Regions from separate parts of the Homo sapiens genome. Here region 2 is linked to region 1. Evidence: read pairs that join two places in POLR2A ChIA-PET (ENCODE). Cell type or tissue: OCI-LY7. All regions are shown on one strand. Each heading gives the region's core, and the rest is flanking DNA. Links, peaks and the distances in the headings are about the cores only.

Evidence for each region. Peaks named below come from ENCODE experiments on the same cell type or tissue, not always from the same donor. Only the 100,000 strongest peaks of a DNase experiment are listed, where the experiment ranks them.
Region 2: POLR2A ChIA-PET joins it to region 1 with 5 read pairs; 2 of 35 experiments call an interaction of 5 or more read pairs at or near these places.

The regions. Positions count from the first base shown.
Region 1 is chr5:148,281,810-148,291,560 of GRCh38, forward strand. SPINK13 (serine peptidase inhibitor Kazal type 13) reads left to right here. Exons shown (of 5, transcript NM_001040129.3): 4 at 295-422; 5 at 4,191-4,446. The coding sequence ends at 4,239. FBXO38-DT (FBXO38 divergent transcript) reads right to left here. Exons shown (of 5, transcript NR_105057.1): 4 at 8,443-9,186. Among named protein-coding and RNA genes, the nearest start is that of SPINK13, 18 kb to the left of the region's middle. In OCI-LY7, for the core only: no CTCF peak of the experiment used is centred there; no DNase peak of the experiment used is centred there.
Region 2 is chr5:148,397,480-148,407,230 of GRCh38, forward strand. FBXO38 (F-box protein 38) reads left to right here. Exons shown (of 22, transcript NM_205836.3): 3 at 1,520-1,653; 4 at 4,503-4,666; 5 at 4,869-5,034; 6 at 7,206-7,343; 7 at 8,778-8,915. Among named protein-coding and RNA genes, the nearest start is that of FBXO38, 18 kb to the left of the region's middle. In OCI-LY7, for the core only: no CTCF peak of the experiment used is centred there; a DNase peak (open chromatin) is centred at 6,092; H3K4me3 peaks cover 778 bases; H3K27ac peaks cover 1,580 bases.

The sequences.
Region 1 (9,751 bases), core at 2,906-6,905:
AAGTTCACAAACACATAAGTATCTCCACTCATAAACATCCTACTGGAACTGAAACATGAAGGTTAAACAGGGATATTAAAATGGTTATGACTTGAAGAGATGATAGGATGGGTGGGGACACTACAATCAGAAAAAGAAACTGGCCTGACAGAAGGCCACAGAACAGTGAATCCTTGATAAGATCAATTGACTGGTATGATTTAATATTATTTTTTAAGTGGGGCAGAAGTGACAGGAAGAAATAGATGGGAGAGAGTGTATTATTTGTCACTTTATGGTGTCATGTATTTGCAGCCCCGATGTAAAATGTATATCCCACTGGACCCTGATTACAATGCAGACTGCCCCAATGTGACAGCACCTGTTTGTGCCTCAAATGGCCACACTTTCCAGAATGAGTGTTTCTTTTGTGTTGAACAGAGGTAAGTTCAGAATAAAATGCCATTATTTTTTCCCTCTACTTCTTCACAGAAATTTCAAAGAAACATAGTCAAGGAATTGGGTTTTACTGATGCATACTTTTTTTAAAAAAATAGCCTCATTATTTACAAAAACTGGGGACAGACTACAGAGAGAGTGAAGAAAGTCTCCTAGAATTTAGTTAGTATTCAAAGTTGAATCATTTAAAAAAGAAAAAAGGCTTACATAATGTTCTGGGAGAACTGTACAGAGATTATATTTGTAGGTAATCTGTAGATTATATTCAAGCAATAAATGGAAATCTAGTTATTTAAAAAAAACACTGAACTTTTTTTATATGTCACATTGACAAACCTATGAATAGCACCTATCAGTGTTTGGTAGCTATTAAGAGATGTAGAAAAAGATGCAGATGCAGCTATAGCCATAGACAAACGTATAAACATAGATGCAGGTATAGATACACACACGAGTAGCAAAGGGTGGTCTTACATGCATAAAAATTGACAGTCAACTTTTCATATTGTTTTTGCCTTTCAAATAAATTCAGTAGGAAATTTAGACTAAAGAATTAATAATATTCCTTACAATGTATATTTAGCTCCATTCAAAATTGTTTTCACAAATCAGCCCTGTGTCTTGTCAGTTAACTTCTTCATGACCTGTGAGATCTTCTCTGTTGAGGTTCCCCAAGACTATCTTCAGGCTTGAGGATTCAGGAGGACTCATAAAACTCAGAAAAGCTGTTATATTCATGGTAACAGTTTATTATAATGAAAGGATACAAATTAAAATCAGCAAAGACCAAAGATGCATGAGGTGGAGTCCCCGAGAGAGCAGGCACAAGTTTCCAGCTGTCTTCTCCCAGTGGACTCACAGAAGCGATACTTAATTCTCCCTGCTACCATGACAACACACATGAAGTATTGCTTACCAGGGAAGCTCACCCAAGACTTGGTGTTCAGACTCTTTAATGGGGGTCAGTCAGGTAGGCACAGAATACCTACATGGCTGATCTTAAATACTTAATCTCCAGCTCCTCCCCAGCCAGAGATCAAACTGATATGGAGTGCTCCAGGACCCTAGGTAAACAACAACAGGTGTTCATTATAAATTTCATGGCTAGCATAAACTCTTTGGCAGACCCAGGTCCTGGATATACAAACATACCCTATTGCACAGACTATTCCAAGGGCTCGTAGGTTATCTCCCAGGAGCTGGTTTGAGCATGCCAAGCCTGCTGAGCCAACTCTTCTGCACAGCTTTCTTTGAAAATAATCCTCATGAGCTTCTAGTATCATGCTTTCAATGAGGATTATTCCATTTCAGAGGATAATTGAAATGTCCTTTAAAGAAAAAGAATGTAAATGTAAAAATGTAAGTTAACCAGGTCTCTACTGTTGGCTCTACTGTTCTCATTAAAAGATGAACGAGATACCAGACTATATAGAATAATTAAGTTACATTATCCTTCCTTCCTAATGCGGTTACTGTTGATTTCTTAGAAATGAGATAGTCAGAAAAGAGACTTGGAAATGTCTTTGTAGCTCTTCCATGTAATATTTCTGTTATACTCTGTGGTGTTTGTACACACACTACTAAAAAGAGCAGTGTAAGAGGGTCTTGCTGATAATGCCCTGGCCTCTGGAAAATCACATAGATTCAAACAGACACACAATGTGGGCCGTGATCTGCCGGACTATTACTTCACAACTTCCCACAAAGATCATTCTAAGATTCCTTTCAGGCTCATCTAGGAAATGTGAGGAGGCTGTAACCTCACGGAATGGTGTTAGCAGCTCAAAGATCAGGCCTCAGATCTCCTTGGCAAAAATGGGGATGAGGTTAAAGAAACAATCCCTTCTTTCCTTCCTTCCTCCCTCCCTCCCTTTCCTTCCTCTCTTCCTTCATCAATTCCTTCCTTCTTTCCTTCCTTCCTTCTTTCCTCCCTCCCTCCTTCCCTTCCTTTCCTTCCTTCCTTCCATTTTTCCTTCCTACCTTCTTTCTTCCTTCCTTGGGCTTCTAGGTCATCCTCCAGAAGCTGGTAATAATTCCTGGTGTAGTAATTCCTTCCTTCCTTCCTTCCTTCCTCCCTCTCTCCCTCTTTCCTTCTTTCCTTCCTTTCTACCTTGTAACTCTGAGAGATGTACTGTGACCACTCTAGTTTTTATTTCTCAGTCTAAGAATAAATGAAGAGCCCTGCTGGTTAAAATAGTTAAAAACCGTTCAGTAACATTGTAGCCAATAGGAGCACAGTTCATATCAAACATATCTTATTCTGGAACACAGAAAATTAATTCCAATGGCAGGAATGGTGCAGTGACATGCATATTTGCTTAATTCTCCATATGACCTGAATGTATAAACTTAATTTTCATGCCATTTCTATATCTCGGGGCAAGAAGAATAGTCCTAATGCTCTTTTGAACAATAGGAGGAGAAGGGTAATTCCTTGGTCTCTGCTCTTGGCAGTGTTTTGAGGAAAAAGCCCTGGCAAATTGGACTCACTGCTCTCAGAGATATCTGCCACTTGTGAACAACGTAAAATCTTTGAAAAACAATGATGAATCCAAGACTTGGCTAGAATTTATAGAGTCATATTCTCTGTCCTTAATGAATCCCTCAAGCCTACTCAGCCTAGCACTCTGGTAATATATGCTAGGAAAAGAGAACATTACATGAAACAGTCCATACTCTTAAAAAGCTTGTGGTCTTATTTGACAAAAAGAACATATGCATGCAAAGTTGATGAGAATAGAAAGCAACCTTGGTTTTGTTGGACAAAAATGATGTTTTAATACGTTTTGAAATCATTGATAGAATTTACCCACAAATGCAGATTTCAAACTTGCTTAGTGATACTAAGCAAGGATTTCTCAGGCAATAAATAAGCAACAGCTGCCTCCTAGTAGCTCCCTGTTCAAATGGAGATCATGTGTTCCAAACAACCATAGTTCTTCCTCTCTCTTTTGTGATGGAAGTGGCTCACATCACTTACTTATATTACCCACTAGGCTCCAAGCATTTATGTTTGCAATTCCTGAACCAAATAAGTGCATTAGATATATATCAAAGGTGAACCTGATTATAGGGGTTGGTGTGGGAAGTCTCTTGAAGAACGAGAGGGCTAAAGGAGTTTTAAAGAAATGGAACACAAAAAAGAAAATGGATTGTTCAATCTACACAGTGCCAACTGTTTGGGAAAACACTTGGAATCAAATAAGTGTGCAGTGTCTTTAGAGATGTAATACAAATATGATGCTGAAAGGAACATTATGTATTTAGAGAATAGTAATATGTAAAGATGGAAAATAATGCAGAGGCTAGTCTTTTGTGAAACATAAATACCCAAGTAAGGGGAATAGACTACAATCAATGGACAGTGTGAAAACAGTGAAAAATTTGAGCACAGAGCAAATTGCGTGAATTATGCATAGCATTATTGCTGTGGTTATCTTTTACCTCTTGGTAAAAAAAAATCTGGTATTTCTATGTTGAATGGAAAGGTATTGAGATGGGAATGGGTTAGGGGATGAAAAACTCTACATAAAAAATGTCATAGGACACCTTTTGAATAATCAAGACATGGAGAAAGAATGTACAAATTATAGTGGTAACAAACAAAAATGAAAAAAAAAAAGAAGGATGTAAAGGGAATTTAAAAGCAGCTCCCTTTTCAGGACCTCTTTTAGAAGATAAGGAAAAGTACATTCAATACCAATGTTCACTTTCCTTATGATACTAATCTTCTTTTTTTCTCTTCTCTTTAGGGAATTTCATTATCGTATAAAATTTGAAAAATATGGAAAATGTGATTAATGGGTACCAGAGTAACTACACTTGCTTATTCTTTTTCTACTTAATTCAGAATAGTATTTCTTTTAGAGTGTGAGAATGTAAATTAAATAACATCCCTATGCTGTACTTAAATGTCGAACAAAATGAGAGACAAAAATGAAGGAATCAAACTGACAAGAACCAAATATCACATTTGTTACAAATAAACAACAAAAGAGCTGATATTCATTTCTGTGTATTGATTGTTTTAAGTCATCTTACTCCCATTTTGGGTAGTTTAAATTCTCTTCACCAGTTGGGCTTAACACTACCTAAAATTATACTTACCACCAATTGCAGGCCTATCTGCAGAATTAAACCCTACCCCACTAATATAATTAAAAGACATGGAGCAAAAGAGAAAATATCCTTCCTACAAAAGACAGAGTCCAAAGGAAGGAATCACTGAGTTACTCAGGTCTAGTGCTACTTTTCACCGTTCACAAATGGATGTTATACTTTCTGTGGTTGGAGAAGTAAAATACCATGGAGAGAGGAAGAGTATTAGGCTACTGGATGATTCCTACTCAAAGAAAGAAAGGACACTGGTATGGAAATAAGGAGACATGAATTTTGCCCTCAATTTTGCCACTGATTAACTATAATTTTGGGTCACATTCACTATCAGTGTCTCTGGCCATAGTGGCTTTAAATTTTTCTTGGTTCCACTTACTGTTTTGTTTATACAAAATAGTAAGTCATCCACTTTACTGGTATCTAGCCTTATATATATTGAATATCCTGATGAAATACACTATGGCTCCTCCATTTGTTAGCAAGATTGGGATTTGAAAATCCACTATAGGTTTACATCAGATAGTAGAAATATTCTGGCAATAACAATGAGTGTTGTTAGTAGCTAGTATGGGAACTAATGATTAAAAAAGTCAAATAGAGTAGGCATGTTTTGCTGATGTCTCTATATCCAGTCATCTATATTCTAGAAACTAAAATTCAATTATCTTTTTGTGATTACCCCAACCCTCAAGGTTGTGTCTTCATTTGTGTTAACTTCATCATGATCTGGGGTGGAACACATAATCTGGGCCTATGCACATCTACCAATGGAAGTCCCTTGGTCACAGACATTAGTGCAGGCAACAGCACATGACGTAAAACAGATCCATTGATATTCTGGTCCTTACTTAGAAATCCTAAGAGAAAGATTATCAGTCTTTTTTCCTGTAATGTGTTTCCTCAGAGCCACAGGCAGCAATCTTGTAAGAACAAATGGGAGCCCGTTTAAGAATGAAGTTAAAGAGCAGAGCAAACAGAAACAAGAGATACAGGGAAAATATATTCTGATGGCATCGATTTTCTGTCTCCAGCCATGCCATGCCTAAATTAGATCTACTCTTTGACTTTTCTTTTATAGGTAATAATACATTTCCTCTTCTCTTACACGGTTGGCATCATGTTTTCTGTTCTCTGAGATAAGCCAAATGATAAATTAAAGAACAATGTATCAAAGGAAAACAGACTCCCTAGATTTTTCACTTTTGCAAAGATCCTTTCCTAAAGCCTATTTGTATTGGAAACCAGAGCCTTTTCCCTGGTTACAAAGGCAGTATAGGCATCCAAGCCCAGACATTTTTTAATATACATAAAATGTTAACATCTAACTTCAACATAATAAAAGTCATATATGAGAGACCCACCACTAGTATCATACTGAACAGGGAAAAACTAAAAGCCTTTCCTCTAAGTCTGGAACAAGACAAGGATGCCCACTTTCACCACTGTTATTGGACATAGTGCTGAAAGTCCTAGCTAGAGCAATCAGACAAGATAAAGAAATAAAGAACATCCAAATTTTTTAAAAAGTTAACTACTTACAAGTTGAATATATATTGCATGGTTACAGAAAGTCATCTTCTGCAAAAAGAAAGGTTCAAAATCTGTATACTCTATTAGAGAGCTCATAATCAGGACAACAGAGCCTTTTTTGTCCAAGGAGAATAGAAGACCAGCTCGACCGCTGCCTGTGTGGAGTTTTGGCAAGCAGCCTTGTCTTAATCATATCACATTCTCTTACAATTTTGTGCTTCTTCTCCCCAGTCCTTCTTTCCATGGCTGTCTTCCCTCATGAATATTTCCACTGCGTTCTACAGATATTTTGTGTTGTTTACCAAATGCTACTTGCACCTCCTTGCCCCTGCTGACTCGGGTGTTTCCCCCAAGGACACTCTTGACTTTGGAATAGTGAGAATAGGGGATGCCCATTCTCCTCCAGGGTTGTGGAGAAGACTGGAATCATCTTGATTTTCTGAGGCAGCTTTCAGGCCATCATTTATCTGCCCTGCTGGAAAAGCAATGTTAAGGCACATGCCAGGTGAATCGCTAACGATGCCTCATCTCTGCTGTCTAGACACTGGTCATACCCCCATAAGTAATTCAGGCCTTTTGGCCTCTAACAGACACAGCCTTTCTTGACAACATTCATGTCATTGTCCTAGGAAGCTTCTATGTCCACGTAGTTTATTCATCCAAACCTCTGGCCTCACATTTTCTTAGTCCAGACATTTTAAATGTCAGCCATGGTATGCTTGAGTATGTTTATATGTTTGTGATACACATTTGTGCCATTCTAATTTAAGATTCATTTCTAGTCTAAGAGTTCATGACACAGAGAGCTTTCAAGGCACTCAACACCTCTAGGATCAGTACTGGTGGATAAATTTTACTTATGAAGGAAATGCTCTCCCCCTAACAGAAAATAATGTCTGTTCTTGAAAACTGTAAAGGATGCTACCCCAGTGAGTGTCCGTGGGCAGAGGAGGTTTTCTCAGGGCTAAGTGTGGCACTGAGGTGCAGTGAGCTGAGGGATGGACATGGAGCACTGAGGCTTAGGTTCACTTCCTCCTGCCACATATGTGACTTCCATTCCTTGAGTAGCCCCTTCTCTAACTTTAATGCCACTTTTTACACCTAATGTATGGGATTCCTGCAAACACTAAAGAGAATGTTTGGGAAAATGCCTTTTATAGAGATGGGTGTGTAATATCACTCACTACATTTTACATTATTAATAATTGGTTTATTGCCATACATATAACCATATATATAACTATATATAAATATATATATATATGTACATGGCCATTCTTTTCATACACTCAACTCATTTCAAATGGATTCCAGGCTAAAGTAAAATATGTATCTAACAATGCCCTGAGATGCAGTAGAGACAGCTGCATTTACGGGCTTACCTGAGGTGGGAGAAGTTTTCTTCTCTTCTCTCATTTATATTAACAAATGCAAACAAACACTTCAAGGCACAACCTGAAGTGTACTAAAGGATGTTTTGGTGGTAAGGTGACTTTCCCTGGGTGTTAAAAATATCATATTCTTCCTTGTTATGAATTCACTTAAGAAACTATAGGATAAAAGACACAAGTTTAAAAATATCTTTTGTATCCTCTTCATTCATTGGTTGTGAAATTATGCATGTCAAGCATTTTACTGAATGTTTTTCATGTTATTTCATTTAATCCTCACAACAAAATTATGTTACACATGATGCATCTCCACTTTGCATGTTCAACATATATTTAATGAATATGTATCAATCAACTTATAAATTCTGATCTCTGATGAAGATCCAAGGGGAATTTAAAGATAGTATCATCATCAACATGGAAGAGAAACACAAATAACTAAGGATAAAACATAAGAAGAATAGCAACTTCTATTTTGACTGCTTTGTAGTTGAATGACTTATTAGACATCTAGGCCAAATTGCCCTCTAAATATCTAGATCTGGGAATCAGAATTAGGATGGTGCTGACAAAAAGTTTAGAAGTCATCAGTGGATAGGTATTGGAGCAGAAAAGGTAAACTAAGACCTCCAACCCCTCCCCCCTCCCCCAACACACATACACATATACACATAGCTGTGGCCTTTTAACTCATTTCCTGGGTAAAGCCCATATTCATTAGGATAGAATAGTGGCCACATGTTAATAAAAGGAAGAAGAAGAGCCAAGCATTTTTGGGGATTACGTATGTTTTTGAGCAGAAGAGAGTGAGTTGATATCATTTGATCCCCTAGTTCCAGCATACCTAATGCTCACTCCATCTCATCCTATTCCAATTATATCATTGTATTACTCCGTTCTTTCACTGCTATAAAAAAAATACCTGAGACTGCATAATTTATAAAGAAAAGAAGTTTAATTGGCTCACGGTTCTGCAGGCTGTGCAGGAAGCATAGGGGCTTCTGCTTCTGGGGAGGCCTCAGGAAGTTTCCAATCATGGCAAAAGGCAAAGGGGGAGAGAGGTGCCTCACGTGGTGGGAGCAGGAGAAGAGAGAGAGAGAGGTGAGGTGCCACACACCTTGAAACAACCAGATCTCATGAGGACTCACCATCGTGACGACAGCACCAAGGTGGATTGCGTTACACCATGAGAAACCACCCACATGATCCCATCACCTCCCACCAGGACCCACCTCCAACTGGCACTGGGGATTACAATTCTACATGAGATTTGGGCGGGGACACAAATCCAAACCATATCAATCAGTCAATAAATTATTTTACTTTTTGGTTTAATCTGGTTATAATTCGTCACTTATAATGGGAAGATCTTGACTAATATAGAGGAATGAGATCATTATTATGTATGAAGACTGCAGAGAATAAAAAGTGAAGAAACTCTCTTCCTTTGGCTCCCTTGTGCCCTGGAACATTACCTGTTACTACATCTAGATGGCAGCCTCATTCTTCTGTCTTGCCTTATTTAACTAGTTCTTTATTTCACTAGAAGGGTCCAGAGAGCTGTGCCTAACTACATTCTCCATCAGCTTTCCAGTTAAACACACAGTCCAGTTCTGCTGGCAATAGAGACCCTCACCTTCTTTCATCTCCTCCCTCTTTTCTTTTGTGTCCCCCTGGTCAGTAGGTTCCATCAGGATGGCTCTCTCTGGAGCTGGAAAGAAAGAGTTTCAGGTTTTTCCAGTTTCAAAAAGTAAAGCAGCTTCTAAAATACAGACATTTGTGTTAATATTGGCTGTCTATTATAGCCTAACACTATTTCATTATTTAGTCTATGTCTCTGCTTTACACAAAATAACAAAAACAAAAATGAAATCTTCTCCAAAGAGAGATGGAGAGGAACAATCCTGTATTACCACAGAACACAAAGAAAAATATCAAAGAAAATTGTATCCTTTCTTTTTCTCTCTTCAAAATATAGAGCTCACAATTATTCTATTGTAGTAGGAAAACAAACATGCAAAGTCTAGAAATCCCTGATTTATAAATGTCTTCACTATTGTGTGAAAATCCTGTGCTGGTTGAAAGACAAACATGAACACAAACGTAAAAGCAAGGACATTTAGAGGGGGCTCTGGGTGTGAGCTGATAATGGAAATAATCATGCGAGGTTCCAGATGAGAACACAAGTGTTCCATTACAGGAACGGGCAGTGTGACACTAAGGCACAGCACATGGGCAGAGATAGAGCTGTAACAATAATTAGCCCAGGTTCAGGG
Region 2 (9,751 bases), core at 4,101-8,100, 120 kb after region 1:
TAATGTTTTTCATTGTTTATAAAATGTGTTGTCATGTTTCTGAAAAATTCTGCTTATAATCTAAGTTATAGAGTAAATTAAGTTATGGCTAGCAGTGATGATTTATTTTGTATAATATTTGATTTAAATCATTTTAAAGGGGTAAGAAGAGGGACGAGAAGTAGAAAAAATAAATGGATCTGCTAAATATTCAACAGGTATATGTGGACTTTTCTTTTAGAATTAGCAGTGTTGTTAAGAGTTAGTGTCAGACAAAACTGTGTTTGCCATTCCTGACCCTTTCTCCCTCTTACCTAGCCATGTGACATTTTGCAGGTTTAATTCTTCTGAGCTAATTTCAGCACTTATAAAATGGAGTAATAATAGTGTATACTATGTCAGTGAAGTGCCAGCAGATAACAGAAAATACACTTACCTGGAATTTGAAGATAATTTAATGAAGGGACTATTTACAGAGATGTAGATGGAGTTTAGGGAACAAGTAAGGGATGATGAAGAATTTGTCTAGGGGATTAGCAGCAGTAGAAAGGCAGCATTGCCACCTGGAGCCCTCCAGCTGGTGCATCTCATTGGCTAAAGTTAACAGCCAGAGAGGGGTAGGGAACACAGCAGGTCAGAGAGGGGGAGATAAAGGACTGGGAGAGAGTTGTATGCCAAACAGGAACCAGCTAGTTACCTCTTAAGGTTGTTGTGAAACAATGAGTAGAATGTGACGCAATACAGGTTCAGTAGGTAAAGGTAGCTTTAACTTTTCAAAACATTTAATTAATCTAGGCATGTGTGGAGGGGTCTTAAGAGAAAAATAGACCTTTCAGAATATATAACAGAACAAAAGTCAGGATTAATTGAAAGTTTCAGGAAAAGATAATAAAGAAGAATGGAAAAGAGGAAGTTGTAATTCACATGAGGTGTCTTAATACTTTACGCAATACTTTTATCAGTGTATGTGACCTTAAAGGTTAAAAAAAAAAAAAAAATGGGAAAAGAAATTGTGTACTATATGACTAGTATACATATTTGTTGATGGAGAAGATAGTAGAGTTTGCAGGAGCAGGATGGTGGAGTTGAGAGGGAGCAGAATGTCCCTGCAGGAGTAGATTCTGTAAAAGATACGAAATAATATTGTGCATGTTCAAATTGAGTAATTCTCTCTGATCTTTCTCAGGTTCCTTTCTCATCACATCTTGAAAAGCACTGTTTTTTTTTTTTTCTTCTTTTCTTTGTTTTTCTGGTTTGTTTTTAGATTTTCTTTGTCCATGAAAACTCAAAAGAAGAAAGGCAGGTTTTATCAAATGACCTGTGGAGGGAGCTCAATACCTTATTTGGATACTCAACTATTTGCTGACTTACCTTTGTAGTAAAAAGCTGTATGACCGTATGTGTGGTAGCTTTAAATCTCTGTCTTAAGATCTTATTTCATTTGAGTGGTAGGAGATTGGAAGAAGGAAAAAAAAATAACTTACTGGTGAGAAGTAATACTTATCCACTTGATAAATACGAGTTTCTTTCTCTCACAAAGGTACCTCCCTCTGCAGGATATCATGTGTATGGAATGTCTTTCCCGGAAGCTAAAGGAAGCAGTGACCCTATATCTGCGAGTTGTGAGAGTTGTAGATCTCTGTGCAGGGCGGTGGTGGGAATACATGCCAAGTGGTAAGTGGATTTAGTCTGTGAAGTACAGTAGTGTCCTACTGGAAAGTAGTAACAATGGTTTCATAAAAAGTTACTTGTTGTCTTGAGAAAGGCAATCTAAGTCACCTTGTAGGCTGGCAAGATTTTGTCTAAATTATTTATGTTGGGTTTTAGGTTGTAAAATGCGTTTTACCTGAGGCTTTATTGTTTTAATAGTCTGCTCTTTTCATTTCCTGTCCTTAAGTAACTATATCAGCCTGTTCCACACATCTGTGATTGGAGAACATGAGCCTTTGGTTAATTGAGTATATGTGTATCACATTAGACACTGTGTGTCCTTTACTGTCTGATGCATGTTTTCCGGTGAATGGTAACAGTTTTCATCATAGATTTCCTCTGCAACTAAACTGCACCCTTTAGTTAAATAAATACTTGCCATTTTTGTAGAATAGGCCACAGAACTCCAATTTCTTTAGAAGACCTATAGTAGGTCTTGGAGATTCTCGAATAAGCCACTGACTGACCTTACAGGTGAAGAACTCAGTAGCTTCCTAACCACAGCAAATTGTTCCCAGTTGAAGAGACCACCTGAAAAGAAAGTTAATGGCTTTAGCTAAGCAAAGCATACTTGAAAGAGTTAAAATAAAAGGCAATTAAGGCTTCTTTTCACTTAACGCCAATCCATTAATTGGTAAAATTTAGTTACTATTGTTTTGCAATTATGAATCTGTCTTTTAAAGTCATCCTTTTTCTATGATGTCCAGATTATGAGACTTCGAAAATGGGATAAGGCTGAGAGGGGAACCAAAAAATAAAAATAAAAAAAAAAGCCTTAATAGAAGTGAAGGGCTGGAGGAGATAATTGTCTTGTTCTGTTCTATAGAACAGAACAGATTAGCTCTGGAATACTGGAATTGTGCAGGTGGATGCTGCATCCTTTCAAGAGAGTCATCAAATCAGTTGGTAACTCTTATCAGCTGGCCATAGTAGTTATCAATATATACTTTCTTATAAAGAACATTGCAAACACCTGAGGCTGGAGCTTATTAATAGGTTTGTGGGAGGCAAACCACGGTTACTTTCAGATATTTAATAAAAGCCATTCTAAGGGCAAAAGCCTCATCTCATCTTGTTTCAGAATGATCCTGTATGTCAGGAAAGAAAAAAAATTAGGGCAGTGTGAAAATGATTGTCTTATTCCTTATATTAGATTTACTTTTGCAAAGGTTAGGCCAGCTGGAATTCTGAAGACGGGATTAACACAGTATATAAAGACAGGATGGCAGAACTCCCATGTGATATAGTCTTACCATTAACATCACTACCACTTACCAATTAGAGAAGAATTTGACTGCATGTTGCTGACTTTTAGGCTATGATAAATAACCTGTGAGCCCAAGGCTTCCCATCTTTGCAATGAATGTAAAAGAGAGTTGAAGCAAACAGTCTCTAGCCTAGGATAAGATCACACTAACCTTGCTCACTAATGCCACCTTGGCCTATTATCTGGCATTTAACTCAGATCCTTTATATAATAGTACTTTATGGTTTACGTATATGATCTCTTTGGATTCTCACTCCATCTCTGTAAAGAAGATAGAACTTTCCCCATTTCTCTCGTGGGAGGCAACATGTATGACAAAAGAGGATAAACATTGCAGGGGTTACACTTGGTTTTAGATTCCAGCACTGCCATTTGGAAGCTCTTAAACTCTCTCAACTTCATTTTTTATGCTTGTATATGGGGTGATAACCTTTCTGATTTGGTTGTGAGAATAAATGAAAAAAAATGATTAACACATTGAATCGTTCAGTCATTAAAAGTTACTATACAAGAAAGTAATAAGAACTGTTATTATAATTAGAGACCAAGTAATCTCTGGTCTCTCCTTACTCTTCACTAAAGTTAGCATGTCTGGACTTTACATGTTAAATGAGATAACTTAAAAATAAAACAACTTTCAAAAAAGTATGTAAGACTTAAATATTTGGGGCCTACTTTTTGTTCTTGACAGTTAATGTTTTTCTTTGTCATTAATAAGCAGACAGTTGGCTTTCTGACCACTTTCATTAAAAATAAAAAAGCCCTTGTAACAGATTAAAATAGGATCTATATGAGACTTGTCTCCCCACTTACTTAACCAACAGCTCCTGCTGTGGAAGTAACCTGCCTCTCTCTGTTCCCATCTTGTTGATTCCTACTATGGTCTCCTGGATAGATAGCTTCCTATCAACAGCATACCCTGAGATTGGATCACTCTGGTTCTCTTAGCTAACTTGCATCTGTCTTTTTCAAAAGAATTAATTGTCTAAAATGGCGGGGGAGTAATAGTTAAACATATGACAGAGTATCAGAGTAATTATTAGAAAATGGATAGAATAATTTGAGATAGGAATTAGGTCAGAACTGTGAGCTTCCTAACGATGAGGATCATATCTTATTTATATTTTTAGTTATGTGTTCTATAGAGTCCTGAAGGTTTTACAGACGAGAGTACCCATGGGGGAGGAGGAGGGTGGTGGTGATCAGGTGGGTGGTCCCACTCCATCCACCAAATAGGTCCAAGTTATCTGGGTTAAAAGTGTGTTCTTTGTTGAAGATTTCTATGCCTTAAAAGCAACAAAAACCAAAAAGTCAATAATAAAAGCCTCCTCCATAAAGTATTAACTTAGATTAAGTGGAGTTTCTGACTCATTTCCTCTGTTACTAAAGGAGTATATTTTCTGTTATGTTTATTCAGCTTTAGTGTTAGCTTTACGGAAATTTGAAGAGGAAGTCTTTTTTAACTTTTGGTAAAAATCACGAGTGCCTAGTAAATGTTAATGAACAGAAAGATGAACCTGGCTCTAAATACTTCTGAACTTCTCAGGCTTTACAGATGCCAGTTTTCTAACACTATTAAAGAAGATGCCAGATGTTGAACAGCTATATGGCCTTCACCCTCGATACCTTGAGAGGCGAAGAGTAAGGGGCCATGAGGCTTTTAGCATTCCAGGAGTCCTAGAAGCTTTGCAGGCATGCCCAAACTTAGTGGTGAGTGCACCTGGTTGAACATTTTGGCATCAACTGTTTATGAAATAATAGACCAAAGAATGATAGACGTGTTCACTCACATGCAAATCTCATCTGTCACAAACTTTTAAGTTCCATTGTGTACTTAGCATCTTGTGGTACATAAAGCTTTGGATGCTAAACTAAAGTCTTTTCTTATGCTTGCTTTGGCATTATTTTCTAGGGTGTGGAAACTTCTCATTTGGAGTTGGTAGAATCCATTTGGACATATATGCCCCATGTTCATATTTTGGGGAAATTTCGTAATCGTAATGGAGCTTTTCCAATTCCTCCTGAAAATAAACTGAAAATTCCTATAGGAGCCAAAATTCAAACTTTACATTTAGTTGGTGAGTACATGTTTCTTGGGTCACTTGTAACTCCTTGAAATGCCATAAAATGTGAATATTCACTGAAAAAGAATAATGAGAATTTTAGAGATGGCTTTGTTGATTGATGATTGCAAAATAAATGTTTGCAAGATCTGTATAAAAATTCCGATTTCCCATTAAAGATCCACTGGTGTGAGGGAAATACTGCTTCACAAGTGTACATTCTCCATCTGAATATTCTTTGAAATTATATACCAGTAACTTCAACTTAAGTAAAAAGTGTAAATATTTTCTCAAATTTGTCACCTTTGGCTTAGGCCACTGAAAGGAATTCGGGGGTCCCTGTTAATATAGCTGGCCTTTAATATTTGTTTACTACTTTATTCTGTATATATACACACACATACACAGAGAGAGAGAGAGTATATGTGTTTTAAGCATTATTCTAGGTATTGGGGATGGTCTAAAGAAGTGGAAATTTCTGAAACTCAGGTGGTACAGGGAGAGCATCAGGAATGATAAGGAGTAGGTCTTAAATAAGACTTAGATACACAATTATGGGAGAAGAGTAAAGATTTCTAGCAACCCTTCATTTATAAGATCAGGGAGTGATATCTAGTTTGAAATTGGATTTTTAGATGTAAAAGGATTCTGTAATATCTGGAATTTATAATATAAGCTCCTTAAGGTCAAAGACTTATTTCCATATCTTTATATTTTCTACAATGCCTGTCACAGTTCATTGCAAATATAAGTACAGGGTAAGTTTTATTAAAATGCATTAATTTATGGGAATCATTTAACAGTTTAACACTGTATTATGGTGATGCAGAGGTGTGGTAAATTAATAAAAATAAACATTACCAGGAGAATGGGCAGTTATGTCCTTTGTTTATAGAGTTTGTTTGAGACAGAAAGTGGTTTGGGCCTGGGGTATACTGTCTTCTCTGCATCTGTCTCACCCTTCTTCCTTGGGTTTCCTAATCAGTACAATCAGTACTACCATCTTCATAGTATTACAATATATGCTAAATTTAACCTTTGTGACTTCTGCATCTTACATCTCAATCTGTACCTCACTTCTGCTTTTTGTCCTTTTGTCTCATCCTTAATTTTACTTCCCATTTGTTGCTATACAATGTGTGTGCATAGTTCAAACTAAATTTAACTCTGCTATTTTGAGAGGAACAAGTTAAGGGGTAATCCTTGTAGGTTACAATAAGAACATTTGGTAGAATTTAGCCTTTATAAACAACTGACCATTCAAGTACTGCAATTTTACATTCTCTAGTTATTCTTGCTAGCAGAGCTCCTATTGTCTCAAATTTAAAAATTGCATTAAACAGTTTTGCCAACTACTGTTTGTTAAATGCCATCATCCTGGATCCTTGGATTTCTTTAATAAATTTGTGTCCCTTCCTTGGCTTTTATCTTCTTTCATCCATATTTCCTGTATTTTTTCACCTCACGCTACACCTCCCTTCTTCTGGTCATGGTCCTCTGTGGATATGATTCCTAGTATTAAGCCACTCCTGGATCCCATGCATCAAATTACCTTTACCAATTTGAAATTCTAAAATAAATGACTGGCAGGTTTCTGCTTTTCTCAGAGCCATGCTGGCTGGCTTCTCCCACACATTTACAAATTCTTAAGATTCATATATTTATAGAAAACAGCTTTTAAAGTTCTGTGTTTGGCTATCTTCCAGATATCTATTTGCATATTTAAACCCATCTAGCTGACTTTGCTCTGAGAAATATAGTTCTCCTACTAGGGGGCAGTGGATGTTGGTAGTCAAATAGTAAATTTGTGTGTTCCATCTCCATCGTTATAGTTTTGCTTTCAGTAATCCATTTTCACTTTACCTCTTCTGGGAAAACGTATCCTAGAAGAGTTGTAAGATTATGAGAAAGACTTACATGTCTAAGACATAGAAATACTTTTTAAACTCTATCTTCCCATTGGCCTTTCCTAAAAAAGTTAAGTCAGTTTATGGTTTACGTAAACTGTTCTTTGTAAGCCTGTTTTAAATAAGGCAAACTTGATAGATTTTGTATAATTTGTTCGGATAAAAATCCTTGAAGGTTAAGCTGTTAATATGAAAAATAGACTCTTGAACTTATAAGCAAAATATAGTATATTTTTGTGATTTTTTTCTTGTTTGTTCTTTTTTATATTTGTGTTTTAGGGGTGAATGTTCCTGAAATTCCTTGTATCCCAATGCTAAGGCACCTTTATATGAAGTGGGTAAGACTCACTAAACCACAGCCATTTAAAGACTTCCTTTGTATCAGCTTAAGAACTTTCGTCATGAGGAACTGTGCAGGTAATGGTACACAATTATGGTGGAATTAAACATAAGTTATTCTAAAAATATCCTGAAGCAAACTCTAGCTACATTTGTAAATACAATTATATTATGCTATTACTATTTATGTCTTATAACATATTCATCTTGTGAAGATAAATGTACTTTTTGTTTTAAAGACATTAGAAAGATGATTTGTGTTTGACCTCAGCAAAAAAAAAAAAACAAAACTCAGAATATCTCTATTTTTTACGGGTACTTTTTACTTTTCCTAGGATTGTTTTATTAAATTTCAGTCTTCTTACTTTGTTTCTGGTCTCCGAATCATTCTGCATGTAAATAGTTGGCTTCCTTAATCTCCCTTAAACATAGCTTTTATGGTATTATCCTTCTAAACAGAAATCTTTAGTGTCCCTGTTGCCCTAGAGCAAGCTTGTTCAACCCACGGTCCACTGGCCACAGCCCACATGATGCCCAATACAAATTCTTAAACTTTCTTAAAACATTATGAGATTTATGCATAGGCTTTTTCTTCTTCTTCTTCTTTTTCTTTCCTGCTCATCAGCTATCTTTAATATCAAGACAATTTTTCCTCTTCCAATGTGGCCCAAGGCAATTTTTCCTCTTCCAGTGTGGCCCAGTGATGTCAAAATATTGGACACCGCTGCACTAGAGCATTAAGTGGGAACTACTCTGCTTAAGGTCATGATAACCAGGACCCCTCTTGATAACCTTATTCTGACACCTTTCCAAGATATATCTTCTTTTATCATCACATTTGACTATTCATTGTTCCCTGGTCAGCCATACAGCTTTCCATCTCAATGTCTTCTCTTATGCTGTATTATTGTTTCGTTATCCTGAGATGTGCACTTTCTTCCTCTGTTTTTGTATGCGTTCTTCAGGTTCTGCCTTTTCCAACTTACTTTTCTCCTCTTTCTTTTTCTTTTTCATGGAGTATGGCAGATCTTATTTTTACACTTGATGCAGTCTGCCTTCTTATCCTTCTATAATTACTTATGTTAGTTCTAGCTCCATGTCAACTGCAGGTTTTTTGATGGACAGGACCATATCTTTTGTGATCTTCTATAGTAGCTAATGCAACACTGGTCATAGAGATGATTAAATGATTGAGCTGTTTACTTGAGTGAAGGATCAAATTTTTATCTTGACTTTTTCCCATTAGTTAGTTTGAGTTCAAAACTATTGAGCCTTTAGAGAATTTACGGAATACTACATATCTCTACAGTGTTACTGAAAAACCTTTATGCTGAGTAAGTGTATGGTTAATAGGCTAACACTTTCATTTGTAACAAGAACCTGATTTCAGAGAGCCAATTTGGCTGTCATTTTAAGACTTAGAGTTTATAAGTTATACATGTCTTTCACTGATTTGAAATTCATTTTAAGGCACTTTACATTGTTCTATCAAAGATTTTTTTTTTTTTCCAGGACCCACAAATTCCTTGAAATATGTCCCTTTAGTAACAGGCTTAGCCTCTGCCCGAAACTTGGAACACTTAGAAATGGTTCGAGTTCCTTTCCTTGGAGGTCTTATCCAACATGTTGTTGAAGACAGTTGGAGATCAGGTATTCATTTTCTTTAATTACTAAATATTTTTTAAAAATCAACTTAAAATAATCATTAAGCTTTTATTTAACTTCCCTGGCAAGTCTTTAAAAAGAAAATGCTCGTCAGTAACTGCTTTCTTTGTTGTATTTGATGGACAGTAAGTAACCATGAGCATAGCTAGTATTCATTTTCTTTTGGTGCACATTAAACTTTCTTAAAATAGACAGTAGAGTGATAAGACATGTTTTCTGGCTTGTTTTGACTTTTATGTAGCTAATAATACCTCCTCTTATGTATGGAATCTTTCTTAGAAATGTTAACAGGGATTTCTAGCGTTCTTTGGTGATGTTTTACAACTTGTACAGCCGAGGCTTCCAAAAAAAATTTAGGCATTAATAATGTTAATCTCTATCACATAATACTTTATAATATAAAAAATACTTTTATACATATTACTTGGATATTGATTTACCCATCAGATGATGATATTTAAAAGAAAAAAGTTGTTCTGTGTATACTTAACTATAGATAAATAATACGTAACAGAATGTGCTTTGTGTTAAACATCTCATTGCAGAAAAAAAATAGTGGTTTAGCAAAATGGATGATTAATAGTTGGAAACCAAAAACTTAACTTTGGCTCTCTAAAATAAAATGGAAAGTCATCAAGTACCATTGTTAACAAACAGACATTATAGTTAATACTGTTGAAATATAATGAAGAGTAAACACTACATTTCTAGACATTTTGTCAGTCAAGTGTGGTATAAGTGTACTTTATTACATTTAGCCAGTGGGATGAAACAACCCCTTAAAACCAACAGTATTTTGATTGATGGCGATAGTTAACAAG